2 separate regions of the Homo sapiens genome follow, and region 2 is linked to region 1. Evidence: read pairs that join two places in POLR2A ChIA-PET (ENCODE). Cell type or tissue: K562. All regions are shown on one strand. Links, peaks and the distances in the headings refer to the core of each region. The heading gives the core; the rest is flanking DNA. Region 1 has its middle 48 kb from the start of ODC1-DT. Region 2 overlaps NOL10 (nucleolar protein 10).

Region 1 (2,913 bases), core at 202-2,701:
AGCAGTGTACGCCAGTACCTAGAACAATGGTTATCCTTTTCCGCAGAACATTTCAAGTACTAGAAATCAGGACTCACGTGGCCGACTGGAGGAGTGGCTTCCACCTTGAGTGCTGCCCGCCCAGCCCTCCCCCCGCACAGTGCAGGACCAGCCTCCTACCCGTTCCATCCACTGAGTTTGATCAGGCCATTGGCTCCAGCTCACAGTTCTCCTGGGCTCTTGGCTCACTCACCGTTTCCTAAGAGCTTTTCCGGCCTCCTTTTAAGACGAGAAACATCTATTTTAGTTCATAGAGTTTATCAAACACCCCATGAAGGTGACCTCACCCTGTGAGACCTTTGCTGGTAGAGGGAGTATGTATGGCCTGGGAGAGAGAGTGCGTGGTTAGGACGCCAAGGGCCAGGTGGTACCGTCTACCAGCCATTGGTCAGGAACGTAGCTAGGGGTGTCTGGCCAGGGACTCCCCACTTGCTAAGCTGTGTGCCCTGGTCGGGGGCTGCATCTTCCCAGAGGCGTGCCTTCAAATTCACACAAAGCAACTGTAAGAGCTAGATCCAGCCTTGCTTGGGGGAGTCAAATGGTCTGTTTGAGCCTCAGTTTCCTTACCTGTAAAACAAGGATAATAACAGTGGAGGGACCAAGGAAGTGCTCAGAAATATTTGGGGTTTTTTTGTTTGTTTTTCTTGTTTTGAGATGGAGTCTCTCTTGGTTGCCCAGGCTGGAGTACAGTGGCAAGATCTCGGCTCACTGCAACCTCTGCTTCCGGAATTCAAGTGATTCTCCTGCCTCAGCCTCCTGAATAGCTGGGATTACAAGCATGTGCCACCACGCCCGGTTAAGTTTTGTATGTTTGGTAGAGATGAGGTTTCACCATGTTGGCCAGGCTGGTCCCGAACTCCTGACCTCAAGTGATTCTCCCACCTCAGCCTCCCAAAGTGCTGGGATTACACTCATGAGCCACCATGCCTGGCCAGAAGTGCTTAGAAATATTTGAATGAATGGATGAATGAATGAATGATGCCCATCTTACTGGGCTGTCATGAGACTTAACACTGCACCTGCGACCCCATAGGTACTCAACAAAGGATCACTTTCTCATTTTACCTCCTTCTCCTTCTTAGGTCAAAAGAAGCAACTCCTGCTGCATTTGCCCTTCCTCAGGCACTGGGGACCTGGGTCTGTCTTGAATTTCCTTCTCTCTCTACACCAAGCTCTATGCCAGGAGCATCCACTGCAGTACACGCGCCCCCCACTCGTCCCCCCTAGGTCCAAGGTGAAGATGAAGGGCAGGTGACTGCGCGTGGAGGTCGAGGAGTGGCTGGTGGGCCTCTGGACCTGGCCGGCTGTCTTGGCCGTGGGCTGGGGGAGGAGCTGTGCTGTCTCCATGCCCCTCCCGCAGCAGAGGCGATTCAAAGCCATGACAGAGGAGGAGAGTGAGTCGCCTGCCACCCAGCAGCTGCAGCAGGCCTGTTACATCACAGCCCACACACCCGGCTGCCTGTCACCCACCCAGACAACGCCCCGGCCCGGCCCCGGCACGGCCCGTGTGCGCGGTGACTCATTGTTGCCGCCTCTTCCAAACAGCTGGCGGGCCCTGTCTTGCCGTGGCCGGCTGGCACCTTGGGCTCCTGTTCTTAGCAGGATCATTGCAGGGAATGTGGTGTGCACAGCCTCACCGTCTCCCAAAGTGAGGTGGCCCAGGGTGCTCGGCATCCACGGGCTCCTACGACCAGCGCCAGGTGCCCAAGATCAGCCTCAGACCGTCACTGGTTAAATGACACCTGCGGGCCGTGCAGTTAAACAGCTCTGCCACCTACTAGCAGAGACTCTGGACACATTTCCTAGTGTCTGAGCCTCAGTTTTAGCTGCTGTAAAATGGGAATAATAATGACACCTACTTCTGGCAGTGTCTTAAGATAATGCTTATGAAGCCCTCAGTGCCACATGCTTGATGCAGAATAAGAAATTAATAATAAAATAGTGCAATCGCTTTCGTAATGTTGGACTGTTCTATGTTTTTATTTATTTCTTTCTTATTTAGTAGAGACAGGGTCTCACTACATTGTCCTAGCTGATCTCGAACTCCCGGGTTCAAGTGATCCTCCTGCCTCAGCCTCCCAAAGTGCTGGGATTACAGGTGTGAGCTACCACACCCAGCCCTGTTCTTTTCATTTACTAGTGGTCAAAGCCACTGCCAATGCTCTTTGCAATGATACATGGCAGCATGGAGAAGAGAAAGAAACAGCATAATCTTTGAAGTATAAACATACTAAATGAGTTGAGGATCACCGGTTGGGGGATTACTGGTGGGAAAGATGAAACAAAAGTGGCAAAGCGTGAAGGTTATTAAAGCTGGGTGGGAAGCATGCGGGTTCATTATACTATTTGCTCTTTGTTTGTGTTTACTGTTTACGTTGTGTACGTTTGACATTTCCATAACAAAACAGTTAAATAAAATCATGGTGTCTGCGAGGCAGACCGATTGACTCTGGACATGCCCTCACTCACTGGCCAAAGTGGGGCAGGTTTCACAGCAATCTTAATGAGGACTTATTCTCTGCCAGGCTGGGAAATCAAAACTGAGGGCAAGGGGGGGCCCAGCCCTGCACAATGCTTCCGGTTCAATGTGAGGGGGATGCATAACATCTCTTTTGGAGATAAGCTCAAAAGAGGGGTCTTCCGAGAGGGAGGGTGTCTGCATGGTCTGAAGCCAAGGTCAGGGCAGGCAAGCATAGAGGCAGGAGGGACATTTCAGAGTGGAGCCCCCTGGCACTTGCACACGGCCTGAGAAGTTCTGGACTCAGGGTGCCGTGTGACGCCAGAGGTGGCAGATGACAAAGGTGGGTGGGTGGCAGGTGGCAGGTAGCAGGTGGTAGTAATGCCAGCCTATGTAGCTAGGCATTCACTTGGGGG
Region 2 (2,913 bases), core at 171-2,670, 180 kb before region 1:
AAGCATTTGGGATGAATTTCACCTGTTTATAGTTGTGGTGACTGCTTGGTACCCATTTGTCTTCTTATGATAGAGAATAAGCACATGTTAGTTAAACTAGTTGTTTTTTTCTCTCTTTTTAGATGTCCGTAGGAGAATTGAACTTATTCAGGACTTTGAAATGCCTACTGTGTGTACCACTATTAAGGTGTCAAAAGATGGACAGTACATTTTAGCAACTGGTAAGCATCTTTTTGGTTATGATTTTCATGCATTTTGTACCAGGAAATGCTGCGATGGGAAAGGTCTTTTTTTTTTTAACCCTAATATTTTATTATAAAAAATTTCAAACACACAGAAATATTGAAAAAATTGTATAGTAAACACCCATTTAACTACTACCTAAATTCTGCAATAAATAGTTTACTCTGCAGTATTTGATTTATCCCATGCATCTGTCTCTTTGTTCATGTATCAGTCCATCTTGTTTCTTTGATGCATTTCAGTGTAAGTTGAAGATACCAGTATACTTCACCCTGAAACACTTCAGCAAGTATATCATTAGCTGGAGTTCAATATTTATCAGTATTTACTTATAGCCTTTTTCAAGGTAAAAACATTTATATTGGTGAAATGCACAGATCCTAAGTTTACCATTTGGTTAGTTTTGACAAATGCACACGCTTGTGTAACTCAAAGCTCTATCAAGATACAGAACATTTTTTTCCTGCAGAAAATTTCTCCCACCCATGCAGAGACAACCATTGCTGATTTTTTTTCAATATAGACAAGTTTAGCCTGTTTCAGAACTTAATATAAATGTAGTCATACACTGTATATTCTTTCTCTGTGAGACTTATTTCATGTAGGATTTTGTATTTGAGGTTCATACATGTTGTTATATGTGTCAATAGCTTCTTTTTTTTTTTTATTACCAAAAGATATTTCATTCTATGACTAAGCCACAGTTTATTTACCCATTCTCCATGTGATGAACAGCTAGGCTGTTTTCATTCAGGTTTTTGGCTGTTACTAATAAAGCACTATGAACAATCGTATAGAAGTCTGTTTTGTGGGTATAAGCTTTCATGTCTTTGGTGAATACCTAGGAGTGGAATTTTTGAGTCCTAGGTAGGTGTATGTTTAGTGTTCTGGGAAACTTCTAAGTCGTTCCCCAAAGTGATCATATCATTTGCACTCCTACTAACAATGAATGAGAGTTTTAGGAAAGGTCACTTATAACATGATTTTCTGTATAATGTACTAATTTTTAAAAATATCTCTAAGATTTTACATTAACAGTATTTATCGTTATCAAAAAATCATGAAATGTAGAAAACTTTTAGTGTGTTGGAGTGTTGAACAGTATCACCCAACCTTTAGTGGTTGTGATTTTGGCGCGTAAGTCCTGTATATTGTCCAAACATTTTTTGCTGATAACAGTATTCCTTTTCCAACCACTTTCTTTTTGGTAATACCTTTTATACATACACAGGCCAGTCTCTTTTGCTTTGTGTTAATGATTATCTCAGTACTAACTAACACTATCTACATCTCTTAGCCTTCAGTTTTATGTTCAGAAACTGGTAAAAAGAATTGAGGAAATCTAAGATACATGGACACCCTTACTGAAGACTAGAAGAAACTCAAATTTTCTTCATTTTATAGATCCAGAGATATTAAGTGACTTGTCTAGGCTCACAGATCTAGTACTTAAGAAAGCTAGGATATAGATTTGTTAAATGACACTTTCTTTTATGAAATCGTCCTCTATTCCCATGCAAAATTAATGGTTCCTTTTCTCCTTCTCCTCCCTCTCCCTCTCCCTCTTCTCCCTCTCCCTCTTCTCCCTCTCCCTCTTCTCCCTCTCCCTCTTCTCCCTCTCCCTCTTCTCCCTCTTCTCCCTCTTCTCCTTCTTCTCCTTCTTCTCCTTCTTTTTTAAGAGTCTCACTCTGTCACCCAGTCTGGAGTGCAGTGGCATGATTTTGGCTGACTGCAACCTCCGCCTTCCGGGTTCAAGCGATTCTCCTGTGTCAGTCTCCTGAGTAGCTGGGACTACAGGTGCTCGCCACCACACCCGGCTAATGTCTGTATTTTTTTAGTAGAGACAGGGTTTCACCATGTTGGCCAGGCTGGTCTCGAACTCCTTGCCTCAAGTGATCCGCCCAACTCGCCCTTCCAAAGTGCTGGGATTATAGGTGTGAGCCACTGCGCCTGGCCTAATGGCTTTCCTTCTTATTCAGAATGCCTCGGTTTTATTTTATCTTAAAAATATTTAATAAATAATATGTGGGCTGGGCGGGGTGGCTCACACCTGTAGTCCCAGCACTTTGGGAGGCTGAGGCAGTCAGATTGCATGAGGCCAGGAGTTCGAGACCAGCCTGCCCAACATGGTGAAATCCTGTCCCTATAAAAAATAAATTAGCTGGGCATGGTGGCGTGGACCTGTAATTCCAGCTACTTGGAGGCTGAGGCATGAGAATCGCTTGAACCCATGTGGCGGAGGTTGCAGTAAGCCAGGATCGCGCCACTGCGCTCCACCCTGGGCAACAGAGCGAGACTCTGTCTCAAAGAAAGAAAGAAAGAGAGAGAAAGAGAGAGAAAGAGAGGAAGGAGAGAGGAAAGAAAAAGGAAAGAAAGAAAAAGGAAAGAAAGGAAGAAAGAATGTGAAACATGGTAGTGAGACTGAGGAACTGAATTTTTTTATTTTTATTTTTTTTGAGACAGGGTTTCACTCATTGTAACCTTGAACTTATGGGCTCAAGCCATCCTCCTTCCTCAGCTTCCTGAGTGGCTAGAAATATAGGTGCTCGCCACTATGCCTTGCTAATGAAATTTTTTTTTTTTTTTTTTGAGGCAGAGTTTCACTCTTGTTGCCCAGGTTGGAATGCAGTGGTGCCATCTTGGCTTACCGCAACCTCTGCCTCCTGGGTT

Evidence for each region. ChIA-PET counts read pairs that join two places held together with the same protein. Peaks named below come from ENCODE experiments on the same cell type or tissue, not always from the same donor. Only the 100,000 strongest peaks of a DNase experiment are listed, where the experiment ranks them.
Region 2: POLR2A ChIA-PET joins it to region 1 with 5 read pairs; 2 of 35 experiments call an interaction of 5 or more read pairs at or near these places.

What each region holds. Positions count from the first base shown.
Region 1 is chr2:10,496,644-10,499,556 of GRCh38, reverse strand. No RefSeq gene overlaps it. Among named protein-coding and RNA genes, the nearest start is that of ODC1-DT, 48 kb to the right of the region's middle. RefSeq lists an enhancer at 1,472-2,004. In K562, for the core only: no CTCF peak of the experiment used is centred there; a DNase peak (open chromatin) is centred at 1,486; H3K27me3 peaks cover 2,500 bases.
Region 2 is chr2:10,679,279-10,682,191 of GRCh38, reverse strand. It overlaps NOL10 (nucleolar protein 10), which reads left to right. Exons shown (of 21, transcript NM_024894.4): 3 at 123-221. Among named protein-coding and RNA genes, the nearest start is that of NOL10, 9.2 kb to the left of the region's middle. In K562, for the core only: no CTCF peak of the experiment used is centred there; no DNase peak of the experiment used is centred there.